2 separate regions of the Homo sapiens genome follow, and region 2 is linked to region 1. Evidence: chromatin loops called from intact Hi-C (ENCODE). Cell type or tissue: CD4-positive, alpha-beta T cell. All regions are shown on one strand.

What was found. Hi-C counts contacts between places; a loop is a spot of excess contacts. Peaks named below come from ENCODE experiments on the same cell type or tissue, not always from the same donor. Only the 100,000 strongest peaks of a DNase experiment are listed, where the experiment ranks them.
Region 2: it touches region 1 in a loop (2.2-fold over the local background); 5 of 110 quality-filtered maps call a loop at or near these places.

The regions. Positions count from the first base shown.
Region 1 is chr5:74,931,314-74,939,313 of GRCh38, forward strand. It overlaps the pseudogene RPL39P21. Among named protein-coding and RNA genes, the nearest start is that of FAM169A, 69 kb to the left of the region's middle. In CD4-positive, alpha-beta T cell, a CTCF peak has its summit at 3,747 (motif pointing right); a DNase peak (open chromatin) is centred at 3,838; H3K4me3 peaks cover 921 bases; H3K27ac peaks cover 999 bases.
Region 2 is chr5:75,019,020-75,027,019 of GRCh38, forward strand. GCNT4 (glucosaminyl (N-acetyl) transferase 4) reads right to left here. Exons shown (of 4, transcript NM_001366737.1): 4 at 6,327-8,000. Among named protein-coding and RNA genes, the nearest start is that of GCNT4, 30 kb to the right of the region's middle. In CD4-positive, alpha-beta T cell, no CTCF peak of the experiment used is centred here; a DNase peak (open chromatin) is centred at 4,942; H3K27ac peaks cover 342 bases.

The DNA of each region.
Region 1 (8,000 bases):
AAATAATCTTGTTCATACCACAGTGAAGAGGACTGACAGCTAATAGCAGAAACAATAATCAGGAGTTTGAGAACAGGCTGGTTAACATGGTGAAATCTCGTCTTTACCAAAAATACAAAAATTAGCTGGGTTTGGTTGCGGGCACCTGTAATCCCAGCTCTACGGAAGTCTGAGGCCAGAGAATTGCTTGAACCCAGGAGGCGCAGGTTGCAGTGAACCGAGATGGCACCATTGCACTCTAGCCTGGGCAACAAGGCAAAACTTTGTCTCAAAAGAAAAAAAAAAGTGTCAAGCCCCTTCTCTTTTTTTCTCCGCCATCGTGGTGTGTACTTGACTGTGCTTCTCACCAGATCTTCTCACAAGACTTTCAGAATTAAGCGATTCATGGCCAAGAAACAAAAGCAAAACCGTTCCATTCCCCAGTGGATTCAGATGAAAACTGGTAATAAAATCAGGTACAACTCCAAAAGGAGACATTGGAGAAGAACTAAGCTGGGTCTATTAGTAATTGCACATGAGATGGCACACATATTTATGTTGTCTGAGCGTCACAATCACATTACCATATCAAGCTGAAAATGTCACCATTATCTGGAGAGTTGGACATGTTTTATTTGGCATACATTTTTTCTCTCTGAATCTGTTATGAATGCATTGGTTGCCTGGGTTCAGTAATAAATATGTGAGACTTTTCATTAAAAAAATTAAAGTTAAATTTCCATGCCATTAATGGAGAAAAGGAGCATTTTAACAAAAACGGTTTCTCCCCACCCCATTTCCATTTGATGCCAATCAAAACATATCACTGGCCATTCAGTAAAAATAATTTAATAAGCCCAAGAACAAAAGCAGCGTGCTTGTACACAGACATATAAATTAAAGAAAATGAAAGAATAAAGAAAACTAAACTCTACTTGTTAGCGTATCCTGGAACGAAATTGTAGTTTTCTAACTGAGAATGTGTCTTTGTCTGTAGAACACAGTTCTGGGTTCAAGTAGCAGGTACTTTTTTTTTTTTTTTTTGAGATGGAGTTTCGTTCTTGTTGCCCAGGCTGGAGTGCAATGGCACGATCTCAGCTCACCGCAATCTCTACCTCCTGGGTTCAAGTGATTCTCCTGCCTCAGCCTCCCAAGCAGGTGGGATTACAGGCATGCGCCACCATGCCTGGCTAGCAAGTACTCTTTTTTAAATAGATGCCTCCTTTTTTGCTGCCCAACACATCAATTGTATCTTCTCCCTCCACTTTCAGCTGTGCAGGTATCTACTTCATTGATTTGCTGCTTGTCAAATGCAGATCTGATCTGCCTGACAAACCCCATCCCTCACAATAGGCTCTGGCATTTGAAGGCTTGGCTGGGACTAGGATCTGTTTCCAAAGTGGCTCACACATATGACTGGCAAGCTAGTGCTGGTTGTTAGCAGGAGGCTGCAATTCCTTACTACAAGGACATTTCCGTAGGGTTTCTTGAGAGTATCATGACATGGCAGCTGGCTTCCCCCCACTGTGAGTGATCCTGGACTCAGGTTTTGATAGAGAGAAAGGAATTCCTGCTACCATAACTTTCCTAGCCTATCCCATCACCTCCACACATTCTTGCCCTTGGGAGGAAGGGGAGTTTCCGGTTGGTAAATTTAGTGGAAGGAATTAAGTGTGGTCAGTTAGCTTCCTTGGGCTTATTTTGGAGCAGGTTAATCCTCAAGAGGCAGACATTCTACTCTCATCTATTTTTTTTTGCCAGACGAAAGGGCCCACTCTTTAGGGGAGTCTTTGACTTGTCCATCTATGCCAGGAACTGAGTGGGCTGGGTTGAAGGTAAGCCCGTGTGGCTGTAGATCTAAAGTCACGACCTCCCGTCGGCATTGCCAGTGACATTTTGAGCTCCACCAATATGATTCGATATCAGTTAGTTCTCAACAGTGGAAGAGCAGATGGGACCTCTTCCAACCTGAAAATTTGATGGAAGGGAATAAAATTAGATTAATTCAGCAAATAATTTGAAGAATGAAATTGTTTCCCACTGGGTAAATCTGAACATCTTCAAGGCTGAGGATATTACTGTGTTCAATTCTTTTCCTTACAGCCTAAGAAGGTACCATCAAGACTTCTTCCAGAGGAGTGTTTGGATAGGGAGAGCACAGGAAATCGGGGGTGGAAGTGTAGAGAGAGAGAGTCATTTTTGTTTATCATCCTTGCCCTTAAGTTTTCTCACGTGCTTTGGTCAAATGTCTAGTGGTGGTACTAATGTGAGAAATATCAACCAGTTAAAATTTTCATGGCAGACTTTTGACTCCAATCTCTACTTCCTGTTGTAACAACAGATCCTCAACAATGACGACGACTACTACTATAATAATAGTACTTACTATTTTTGAGCACCTACCATAAGCCCAACAGCATCCTTTGAACTTTACATACATTGTTTCTGATATAAATATCAGATACCTAAGAGGTAGATATTATTTTCATTTTACAGGTGAGGACAATAAGGCCCAGAGAGATTAAGAAACATGCTGCAGGTCACACAGAGATTGGAACGCCTTTCTGTCTGACTCCAAAGCTGGTGCTCTTTTCATTCTGTCACATCTCAACTTTTCAGGGTGGAGAGGGCAGTTAAAGAAGAGGGTGTTCTTGCTTTTTGAGGCTCCTTGACTTCTCCTAGGAGGGTTTTCCAGATAACCCAGAAACTCAGGGGACATTAAGGCAGAGGATTCAATTCAGAGACCATCTTACCCTTCCAACAGTCCCATCTCTTGCCCCACTTGCTTCCCAGCCGTGAAACTGTTATCACATCTAACTCGGAACTGTGCTAAGAGGCCATCTGTTCAGCCAGGAGGTGCCATTATCTTTTATGGTCCTTTAAAATGGCCGTTGCCTGAGTAATTGAAACTGCATTTGACAATGGAAGATGAGATTCTGTGTCTCTGAGGGACCATATCTACATTGCTATTTTGTCTTCCCATGGCAAAAGGAACTTGAAAGAACTCGAATGTTGAGAGGGAAGAACAGCAATTACCTTAATAGGTGTGGTAGTCAGAATGATGGCTTTCCACAGCTATCCATGTCTTTTTCCCTGGGACCTGGGAATGTGGTTCCTTACATGGCAAAAGGGACTTTGCAGATGTGATTAAATTAAGAGATTTGCATTGGAGGAGATTATTTTGGATTATCTGGTGGGCCCAATATTATCACAAGGGTCCTTAGGAGGGAAGGAAGGAGGCAGGAGAGTCAGAGAAGATGTGACTACAGCCGCAGAGGATTGCTGACTGGGGGTCATAAGCCAAGGAATGCAGGAAGCCTCTAGAAGCTGGAAAAGGCAAGGAAACAGATGTCCCCTAGACCCCTAGAAGTAACACAGCCGTGCTGACACGTTTTAGTCCAGTGAGACCCAGTCAGATTTCTGACTTCTAGAACTGTATGTTAATTTGTATTGCTTTAAGGCACTACATTTGTGGTCACTTGTTACAACGGCAGCAGGAAATGAATACACTAAGATACTCTCTACTCTTCCTCACTTAATTATTTATACAACTGGCCATTAAAAATCCTGGCCAGAACCTTTGTGTCTACTAGGGACCTCGCCATCTAGTCTTTTCTCGCAAAGCAAGAGGCATCGGCATATCACGTCTGGCGTACCATGTTGTTATTGCCTCTTTTCATAATGGCCTTTTGGAGCAAAGAGCTTACACAATACTGTTTCATACTGATAAGTAAAGAAACTTTGACAGATCAATACCATTTCTGTGGAGTCAAACACTAGGGGGCTCTGCATAGCCTGTTACTTACTCTGAGATGTAATAAATACAAATCAGCAATAGTACAATTAGTAGATGGCATATGTCCATTTGTGGCTTGTGCTTCTGGAAAACAAGGCATGGCTATCACCACTAGGCAGCTCCCTGGGTTTCCTGAGTCAGCTATTACCAACGGAACTGCTTCAGTGCTACGGGAAATGAGGTGAAAAAAGTCAATGACTACCAGTCAAGCTCCAAAGGAAATGGCACAGCTAATGTAAGTTCCTCTGAAGCTGACCCGGTATCTGCTGGTTGACAGTTAATGACCCTGGTTGGGACCCCATTAGAGAGTGGGGTAAAGAGCATCTTTGTTTTCAGCTGAACACTTTAGAAACTGCCTTGTGGATTAAAGGCGTCCACTGACTAAATGCCAGCCAGCAGGATAATGATTTAACTAACCCTCCTGCTGAAGCTGGTGGAAACCCAGAGCAGTCATTTCCTGGTAGAAACTCTTACCACAAAACAAATTCAACTGATTTCTGCCTGCTCCTCTCATCCTCTGTGGAGATCAGAAAGAGCAAAACAGTTTGAGCTGGTTAAACCAAAGATGCCTTCCGGAGGGCTTCAATTTGCCAACACCGCAGGAAGCCAGGATGAGCCGGGGTCCAATAAACCCCATGCGGCTTTGGCGCAGAGTGTCAGGTCACTTCCAGATTCTTACACTCCTCTGTGCTCTGGGCTATCTCCTCTATGCACTCTCAGGGGAAAGTTCCCCTCATTAATTAAATGCTGCATTACCCCTTAATGAGTGTTATGCACTGGTCACATTACTGCTAAAGCAGAAATAAGGCATTACTGCCTTAAGCATTGGAAATCATCCCAGTAACTGGCTAACGCTAAGCTTGTCAAGATACCAGAATCTAACATCGAATTAGTCAACCAAATTACCAGAAGGAGATAAAGTGACAGTTTGGCATTTCCATTTTACTGACAGGGTTAGAAATCTATGTCCCTTACAACGTATTCCCTGAGCACCTCTGACGTGCTGGCACACTTAGAAAAAGCTAACTAATCCTATGTTAATGTGTACAGTCAGGACCCGAGACCTAAATCTAGGTAGTGTCTCAGATCATTCACTATTTGGGATTATTTGCATTTCTATTATTTTGTCGCTAGGAAGATGGCAAGATGAACTTAGACAAAATTTAATTCTTGGGTGGGCACTCTGCCAGATGTATCATTTAATCTACAGACTAACTTGGTGTCAGTTTGGGTCTTCCAATAAGCAAATGCTGAGATAGACTCACAGTTATCGGGGAATAACACTAGTGTCTCTATTTCATTTACTTCGGCTCTGATCTTTGTGATTTCTTTTCTACTGGCAAATTTGGGTTTGGTTTGTTCTTGTTTTTCTGGTTCCTTGAGATGCAACATGAAGTTGTTAATTTTTGATCTATTTTTTTTTTGATGCAGGCATTTAATGCTATAAAATTCCCTCTTAGCATTGTTTTTGCTGTACCCCAGAGGTTTTGGTATGTTGTGTTTCTGTTTTAATTCATTTCAAAAAAGTTTTAAATTTACACCTTAATTTATTCATTGACCCAGTGATCGTTCAGGAACATGTTGTTTAATTTCCATGTATTTGAATAGTTTCAAAAATTCCTCTTGTTGTTGATTTCTAGTTTTATTCTGCTGTAGTTTGAGAAGATACTTGATATGATTTTGATTTTTAAAAATTTGTTGAGACTTGTTTTGTGGTCTAAAATATGGTCTGTCTTGGAGAATGTTCCGTGTGCTGATAAGAACATATATTCTACAGTTGGTGTGCAGATTAGTCTATAACATTCTAAGTCTATTTGGTCAAAAGAACAATTAAGTCCTTTTTTTTTTGTTATTTTTCAGTCTCGATGACCTGTCTAGTGCTATGACTGTGGTATTGAAGTCCCCCACTACTGTATTGCTGTCTATCTCTTTCTATGGGTCTGCTAATATTTGTTTTATGACCCTGGGTGCTTTGGTGTTGGGTGCATATATATTTAGGATTGTTATATCCTCTTGCTGAATTCATTCCTTTATCATTATATAATGACCTTCTTTGTGTGTTTTTATTAAATTGTTTTTGATTTAAAGTGTGTGTGTGTGTGTGTGTGTGTGTGTGTGTGTTGTTTTGTTTTGTTTTGAGATAGAGTCTTGCTCCGTCACCCAGGCTGGAGTGTAGTGGTGCAATCTTGGCTCACTGCAACCTCCGCCTTCTAGGTTTAAGTGATTCTCCTGCCTCAGCTTCCCGAGGAGCTGGGATTACAGGTGCCTGCCACCATGCCCAGCTAATTTTTATATGTTTAATAGAGACAGGTTTTCACCAGGCTGGCCAGGCTGGTCTTGAACTCCTGACCTCAAGTGATCCACTTGCCTCGGCCTCCCAAAGTGCTGGGATTACAAGTGTAAGCCACCACACCTGGCCCTAAAGTCTGTTTTTTTTGTTTTTGCTTTTTTTTTTTTTTTTTTTAAACGGAGTCTCGCTCTGTCGCCCAGGCTAGAGTGCAGTGGTGTGATCTCAGCTCACTGCAAGTTCCACCTCCTGGGTTCACACCATTCTTCTGCCTCAGCCTCCCGAGTAGCTGGGACTACAGGCGCCCGCCACCATGCCTGGCTAATTTTTTTTGTACTTTTATTAGAGACGGGGTTTTACTGTGTTAGCCAGGATGGTCTCGATCTCCTGACCTCGTGATCCACCTGCCTCAGCCTCCCAAAGTGCTGGGATTACAGGAGTGAGCCATCGCGCCCAGCTAAAGTCTGTTTTATGTGATGTAAGTATAGCTATTCCTGCTTGCTTTTGGTGTTTTTTGTTTTTTGTTTTTTTTTTTTGACTGAGTCTCGCTCTGTCACCCAGGCTGGAGTGCTCACTGCAACCTCTGTCTCCCAGGTTCAAGCAATTCTCCTGCCTTAGCCTCCTGAGTAGCAGGGATTACAGGCGCATGCCACCACTCCCAGCTAATTTTTGTAATTTAGTAGAGACGGAGTTTCACCATGTTGGTCAGGCTGGTCTCGAACTTCTGACCTCTTGATCCGCCTGCCTCAGCCTCCCAAAGTGCTGGCATTACAGGCGTGAGCCACTGTGCCCAGCCTCTGCTTAGATTTTAAAAAAATCTAAGAGGAAATTTTTCCTAACTCATTCTATGAGGCCAGTACCACTCAAATACCAGAACTAGACAAGGTCATAAGAGAAAAAAAACAAAAAAACTAAAGACCAATATCTCTGGTAAATATAGATGCAAAAATCCCCAACAAAATACTAGCAAACCAAATCCAACAGCACATCAAAAAGATAATATACCATGATCAAGTGGTTTTACACTAGGGAGGCAAGGTTGTTTCAACATATGCACATCAATAAATGTGACTCATCACATAAAGAGAAGGACAAAAACCACACATGATCATCTCAATAGATGCAGAAAAAGCATTTACTGAAATTCCTTCATGATAAAAGCCTTCAAACTAAGCATAGAAGGAACATACCTCAAAATAATAAAGGCTGTGTATGACAGTCCCACAGCCAACATCATACTGAATGGGAAAAAGTTGAATGTGTTCCATCTAAGAGCTGGAACAAGAAAATAATGCCTACTTTCACCATTCCTATATTCAACATACTACTCAAAGCCAGAGAAATTGGGCAAGAGAAAAAAATAAAAGTCATACAAGTTAGAAAAGAGGAAGTCAAATTATTCCTGTTCATTGATGATATGATCTTATTTCTAGAAAACCCCAAAGACTCCACCAAAAAACTCTTAGATTTTATGAATAAATTCAGTAAAGTTTTATGATAAAAAATCAACCTGCAAAAATCAGTAGCATTTCTATATACCAGTAATGATCAAGCTGATAACCAAATCAAGAAGGCAATGCCTTTTACAATAGCTAAAACAAAACAAAACAAACAAAACAAACAACAACAGCAAAAAAAAACCACCCTAGGAATGTATTTAACCAAGGAGGTGAAATACCTCTACAAAAAAACCCAAAAAACACTGAGGAAAGAAATTTTAGATGACACAAACAAATGGAAAAACCTCCCATGTTCATGGATTGGAAGAATTAATATCATTAAAATGAGTATACTGCCCAAAGCAATCTATAGATTCAATGTAATTCCAATCAAAATACTGTCATTCTTCATAAAATTAAAAAAATCCTGATTCATAATGAATAATAAAAAAAAAGAGCCCAAATAGCAAGAGCAATCCTAAGTAAAAAGAACAAAGCT
Region 2 (8,000 bases), 88 kb after region 1:
CAAGATCTCAGTACTTTGTTGCTATAGACTGAATGTTTGTGTCTTCCCTCCCCCAAATTCGTATGTTGAAATCCTAACCCCCAATGTGCTCATAAGAGGAGATAGAGCCTTTGAGAGGCAATTAGGTCATAAGGGTAGAGCTCCCATAAATGGGATTAGTGCCCTTATAAGAAGAGACACAGAAGCTTGCTCTCAATCTCTGCTCTCAGACATACGAGGATATAATGAGAAGACAGCCACCTGCAAACCAGGGAGAGAGCCCTAACCACACACCAGATCTGCCAGCACCTTGTTCTTAGACTTCCCAGCTTCCACAAGCGTGAGAAATAAATGTTTAAGTCATCTAGCCTGTGGTGCATTTGTTACAGCACCTTGAGCTGACCGAGACATTTGTGGAATAAAATATTAATAGGCATTTGTCTGGCATATTAATGCTCACCAGGACCAGCGCAAAAAGCACAGGTTGGGTATAGCAACGAAGAGCTTGGACTTGGGAGCCACACAACTTAAAATCCCAATCTCAGCTCTGACAGTTATTAGCTGGTGACCTCAGCCATATCTGTTGGCCTCCCTGGGGCCCTTTCTCATTTCCTGGCATGATACTGGCAATTACTTCATAAAAGCAAATGCAGAAAACCTGTGAAGCAAAATCACAATGCCTGGAATCTGTAAGATTTTATATATATAACATATTAATGCAATATATGTATATTTAGTAATATACACAAGGAGCTGAGACAATTCTTCTAAATGTTGTTGATTGAAGATTGTCCACCATTCCATATTAGTTGCCTAGGTTCCTTTTAAGTGACAGTGCTAAATGAGAGTAAGATCACTTACAAAGTTATTTTCACTAAATTAATGTGTAGACCTTGTTTGGATCCTGATTTAAACAAATGGTGAATACAAAGACACATATGATACAGTTGGAAAATTTTGAAAATGGTTTCACTGTTAGACATTAAGGAATTATTCTTAATTTTGTTAGGTGTGATAATGGCTTAGTGGTTATGTCAGGAAAAAAGAGTTTTTGGCAGTTAGGAGACTCATAAGGTACATGGATGTGCTTTGGTCAAGGAATAGGCCGAGGTGGACATCCAGGCCAGAGTGACTCAGCGAGTTTAGGGCACAGGTGCATACTCCACTTGTTATATAACCTGTTTGTGTAAGTTCATACTTGGCTCTGAGCCCCTATTGTCTGTAGAAGGTATAACTGCCCTGCAGATGCTGTGCACGGGGCTCAGTTTGGCATGGCACGGCACGGCATGGCACGGCACAGCTTGCGTGCTGCTGCCCAGAGAGAGAGTAATGCTGGGGACCCCTGTAAGGGAGAGCCAGTTGCTTCGAAGGCAGACAGAGGGGGAGCCAGGAACTGGCTTGTGCCCAGAGGGAAAGAGTTAGGCTGCTGACCCTGTGGCTGGCCTTGCAGGCCAGGGAGTGCAGCTGCAAGCATGGGAGTGGCAGGAGCCACAGAGCCAGAGCAGACAGGTGGACAGTGTAAGAGAGCTGCTGATGAGAGAGCTGCTGAATAAAATTACATTTCACCTACTTACAGCCCCCCGAGTGTTCTTTCAGCTATTCGCCCATCCACCCACTTGCCTCAGACCTCAGCTGAGGCTGGAATCTAACCCCAAGCAGGACATTTGGCATAGTCGTGGCCGTGGACCTGACACTGTTGAAATATTAGGTCAGAACACAGAATATTGCCAATAGTTGACCACTTCTGACCTACAAAAACAGCAGTTTCATATGGTTCAATCTATTATTAACAAGTAAAATAATTTGATATCTAGAATTATTTTAAAATATTTCTGTGGGAAAATGGGGTGAAGGGGTGGATAGATGAAATAGGATTGTCAAAATATTGACAATAGTGGGTCTGAGTGATGAGGATGTTGGGATTCATCATGCTCTTCTCTCTCTCTGTTTGTGTTTGCTTGAAACTTTCCATAAGTTTTGTTTGGTATTCCACTGTGTATTATGACTACAAGGTAGTTTTTATGACCATAAGTGAACTTTAATTTAATTTTGTGTAAACACACAAAAAGGAGAGATTGAATTGGGCTGTGTAAATGAACCTAAGGGCAGGTGGAGCTGGTGTCACCAATGATTGATTGACTGCCTTGAACATCTCGAGGACCCCCTCTGTCATTGTCTTTCTCTTCCCTGTTCCTTTTGGAACATTAATTCGCTGATACAAACTTGTCCAAGTAGTGGGGTGTGGACACAGAGAGAGCTGTGCTGGGCTAGCAAGCCCACATCCTTATGTTTTGTGATTAAAAAAGAAAAAGGAACAAGAGGTTCTTATTCTCTGGCAGGAATTTAACAAGTCCCAAGAGCCCTGATTAGCCCCGTTTAGATCAGGCGCCCACTCCTTAGACCAATTAGTGTGGCCTTGGCTGTGAGAGGCTGTAATTGGCCCAGCTTGGGTCACGTGACCACCTCAGTAGCCAGGAGGGCTCTTTGTGCTCTGAAGATTCTGGGATGGAAGAAGGGCTGAGTAGACAGAAACACTAGCCACCCTTATAAGGTTTCTGGTTCTTTGCACTAGCTATTAGATTACAAGCAGTCTGATCACAGATCATGTCTTTTTCCTTACCAGTTAATTATTTGTTTCCCCAGTTTTTATTTCAAAGTTTAAAGACCTGGTTGCAAGGCTTGTTGCAAAACAGAATCAGCATTCCCCCTTTCCTTTCCTTGGAGGTGACTAGTAACTCTCTGAAGTGGTTCTTTTGGTTTTGCTTCCACAAATTGGAGTGACATCTTTCTATTCCTCTATTTGGTTTTTCAGTTACAGGCATTGTCTACCTAGTCCGATCATTGAGATGATTTTGATGTCTTTCACACCCACCCACACTCCTACCCAACATATTCATCCTTTCTATCCCCTCATGTTGCCTGTAAATTATATCAGTAGCATTGATTAGGTCAATATTTAACATTTACACGATCCTGAGTATGTAAACTCTATCTCTAGCCAAGCTACACCTGCACCACTTTGTATTCTCCTTAGAGTTCATAATTTTTTTCCCATGGAAATTTTTTCTTAGCTGGGTAGAGGCCATCTCACTAGCATACATCTTTGTTTTATAGAATTACACATACGTCTGAACTCGAGATTTCACCCCCATGATTTCAGGTTACTCACACCCTCCAAAATTCATTTGTTTTTCATTGTATTTTATAAAATAGTTACAAGTATGGCAGCCATGCGGTTGAAAACAATTTTAGGAGGACCTATAGTTACAGAAATGCATCAAATTTGGTCATTATTTTAAAAATATAGATAGCTACCTCTTCAACAATGTAGAGAAAGCATATAAAACAGCATATAAAATATTTCTGAACTTTTAACTATAGTGTCTTAGGATCAAGAGGTATGTATGCTTATTGCAAAATTTGGTGGTTTCTAAATATTAAAATCAGCCTAATGCTTGCAATGTTGAAATAATGTTCAGGAAAGATATCCTAACAGTGGTTCTCAAAGCATAGTTTAGAACAGCATCAATCTCACTTAGGAACTTGTTAGAAATGCAAATCTCCCTCCCCTTTAATGAGAAAGAGGGAAAGGCGGGGAGCAATCTGTGTTTTAGAAGGCCTCCAGATGATTCTGATGCAGACTGGAGTTTGAAAACCAGTGTCCTAGACAAACATTGTGTAAGTTAGGGATCATGTCCAGCTGTTAGTAATAGAGACTTGAGATGACAGTGGCTTAAAGCACATACCAAGTTTTTCCTTACATAAAAGGAGACTGCAGGTAGGTAGTCTTGGATGATTCAGATGTCATATTTTCACTCTGTCCCTGCCATATAACTCCCATCCTCATGGTTTTAAAATGGTTGCTGAAATTTCAGCTATAACAAACATTCTAGGCACAGGAAAAAGCAAGAGAGATGGGGAGAAGGCAAGCTAGGTAAATTACCTTCCAAGCGCACTCTCAGATGTCCCACCCAGTGACTTAGGCTTTAAACTCATTTGCCCACCACCCCATAGTTGAAAGGGAAGCTGGGAATTAACAGCTGGTCACATTGTTGCTCAGAATATAACCAGGGATGCCAGAAAGAATGGATATTAGAAGGAACTAGCAACTTCTAGATCCTTCCTGGAATGGAGTCAGTCATCAAAGTTAAGCCTTTAAGAACATTATTCTGAAATAGCTCTTTACTACCCATGCATTAAAACACCATCTTTTATCTGCTAGAGGAAAAACTACTTCCTTGTTTTAGGCAAAAGTCTTGGCTTACTTTGAGAATCTGAAGAGCCATTTATCAGAATAAATGAATACAATTTCACATAAGTAGAGGCTGTAGTTGTATACATCAACCAAGCATCCTGCACAGTTTCTGAGAAGTTGATTTATAACAAACATACATGAAAAACAATCAATTAAAAACTCCATTCTCTTCAGGATTATAATTTCTCTCATGGAAATGCATCATAAGGAAGTAATTCAAGGAGAAGCTGTACGAACAACACTGTTCATAGCACTGTTATTTATGACAGCAAAAAAAAAAAGTAGTTTACAATTCAAATGTCCTACAGTAAAGTAGAGGCTGAGTGAATTGTGGTATGACCATTACATAGCCATAAAGACCATGTAGCAACATGGCAGAGTGATTGTAAAAATATTGGCAGTGCGGGCAAATGTCAAAACACGTGTATGTAGATAAGAGCATTCAGAGAACTATAATGCTTTTGTCAGGATGTTAGAATTATGAATATACGTGGTTTCTGTTTAATTTCCTTTATTGTTCTATGAGAAACAACAAAGAACAAAACAAGAAACAAGAAGAACAAAAAAATAAATTTACCCAGGTTCCTGGCCATGATTTTCCCTGAGATTCTTTTCTGGCTGTTTGTCTTATGCATGATTCAACCGAGGGTGCTCCAGGAGGGCGTGCTTTGCTGCTCTGTGGGAAGGTTGTATGTAAGGCCCGATGAAGAGTCTTCCTGTGGCTTTGGTGTGTCCACGTGGGTTAACACCCTGATCATCTGTCTCTGAAGCCGTTTGTTTTGCATCACCAGATTTTTTTTCCAGTACTGAGAACAAATTTACAATCATCTATTCATTCTCTCTTGCCACAGTTTCCTCATAATCAGTTTCATGTAACTAGAAGCCAATTGTCCCAATTTAGGTGTAGATTTGTAGGTGCCAATGGGAACAAAAAAATATGAAACTTATGTAGGAATCAAATCAGTCTTTAATATGATGCTGTGTATAGACCTGCCTCACCACCACTGGCACCAAAAAATAGTCCCCTGTTCCTGAAATTACTGTGAATTTGCACAGTTGTCCAGCTTGGTAAGAGCTAGAATTAACCTTAGGTTGAGTATAGTGTTTATTTTTTTAGGTTGAAGATTCCCCAAATGCCCCAAATTCCTTGAGATGGATTGAGATTTGTGAGTGAAATATGCAAACCCCTGGCATATCTACATACTGGGTAGGCTGGTGACTGTTATGGGTTTAGAAATGGTGAAAGAAAAATGGCCAGGGAGCTTCTCAGCGGGTGGGGGTTGATGATAACAAATACTCAGCTCAGTAGAGCTGGGAGAACAGAGCAGAAGCTCATCAGGAATCCTCCACCAGCAAGGCCTGGGGACACTGGGGGTGTCTGCGTGCTCACAACCAAGGCAGGAGTCCTTCAAAGAAAGGGAAGAATCTTGGCTGGGTGCCTTGGCTTATGCCTGTAATCCCAGCACTTTGGGAGGATCACGAGGTCAGGAGTTTGAGACCAGCCTGGCCAACATAGTGAAACCCTGTCTCTACTAAAAATACAAAAAATTAGTTGGGCATGGTGGCGGGCACCTGTAATCCCAGTTACTTGGGAGGCTGAGGCAGGAGAATTGCTTGATCCCGGGAGGCGGAGGTTGCAGTGAGCCGAGATCGCACCACTGCACTCTAGTCTGGGTGACAGTGCGAGACTCCATCTCAAAAAAAAAAAAAAAAAAAAAAAAGGTAGAAAGGGAAGAATATTGATTTTCCAGGAAGTGAGGGACCTGAGATAAAAAGTTCAACCTACCCTATTGAAAACTACTTCCATAAAGTAATCAAGCAAACAAGAGTATTTATCTTATTAATCTTACAGGAGAAACCAACCTGAAGTAGGAGGAAGACAGGTAAATCCTGGAAGACTCTTTGAGACTTTACCAAATTAAATGGCTTAAGTTCATGTGCCTATATTGTGTATAATACACATGCTGAATTTCTTTTACACTGAAGTGAAATAAACTCTGCTCTTTAAATAAGGGGCAAGTGCCATAAACTGAAAGAATCTTTGTGGGGAATCAGCAAAACCAGAGAAAGGAAAGCTCATAAAGTCCAAGGGTTTGGGTTTTTGGAGCACATTTTATTTTACAATACCAGAGAATCAACATCTAGTAGTAGCATAATACAAAATGAAACACCAATCTATTTAAAACTCATGTAATGGGAACTGTATTTCAAAAATGATAAGAAAACAAAATAGGAGATTTAGAGACCAGTCGATATAAATGTATAAAAAGCCCCCAAAACTCTCATTTCATCATCAGTGCAAACAAAAATCATTTATAATAACATACATATGAATACATTCACTTACACTCACAAAGTGGATTATCATTTTTATTTTCCATGAAATATGTCAAAATATATGCAAGTATATCTTCACATTCTGATGGGCAAGATAAATCTTCAAATTAAAATATGTACATTTCACTTAAATTAACCAAAATATTAAAAATAGCAGCAACACTGGTCTTTAAACACGTCTAATATCCCAAGAGATTGTTCACACAATATAGACTATTTTGGTAGCTCTTTCATTATTAATATTATTTAATATCCACATACAGTTTAGAAACTCTAAGGTTCTGGTCTGATCTCTGAATAACTTAAAGTCTAGATTCAATAAATACAAAGAATAATTATAAAACACAGACTGCAGGACATTATCAAGACCAGGGAGGAAATCATACCCAAAGGTTTTAGGGAAGAATCAGATATGAAGGCGTACAGGAAATCTGTAGGATTTCCAAGGCAAAAAGGTGTGATCTGACAAGCTCCCTGATATGTTAACAGACTGAGTCCAGAGAAATGTGTGAATGTCTCGAAGGCACTTTCTCCGCTTCATCCTTCCATGTTCCCTTTGAATACGGCATTTAAGTGATGAACAACTTTGGAAATTTCCCAATAAACAGGGGATAGAATCATTTCTCACCAGGAGGCAAGACAGTGGATCAGGAGGTTATTTGTTTTTCAGCATTTACGTTTATTCTGATGAGCAAAGGCATAAAAACCAAGATTTCAACAGGATTTCGTGTATTTCATCCTAGATGGTGGGAAAAGTATTTGTAGCCCCATTCTCAATGTGTCACTGTACCAACCTGTAACCCTATTGGCTTAGAAAGAAACCCCAAATGGGGTTACAGGAGTTTCCTCAGATCTGGATTTGGTTACAGAAGTTGCCCCTGTGACTGGGGACTCTCTTTATATTTCAATAGTTTTTCAGAAAAGGTAAATGTTTAAGCCTTTCGATGGGGTTGGACCTTTGCCTATACTACTACAGGTATCACTCTCTGACATTGAAATGTCAATAGTTTGTACCTATTTTCAAACCACTTCATATACTATTTCAATCGATTCTCACAAAAAAAAAAAAAAAAAAAAAAAAACACTTGTGTGGAAGCAAGGATAGGCATCCAAGTGCTCATTTCAAAGATCTGGAAAACTGAGGTTCATAGAGACCAAAGTGACTTACCTGTCCACAGTCGCACACGAGTGAACTGGTATGGATCTTTTGCAGAACTTGGCTCTATACAATGTTTACTTATTTTGAAGAATGGGGCTTGGTAATAGTTATTTCCAAAGAATGAAGTAATTTGAAGGGGGTAAATAAAAAGGGAGAAAAATGAGTTCAAGAGAAGAAAGGGAGCGAGAAGTGGTGTCAGTTGGCAGTTAGTATTATGAACTTTAAAATGAGCAAAGTGCATTTCACATTTAGAACACAGACATTTAAAAA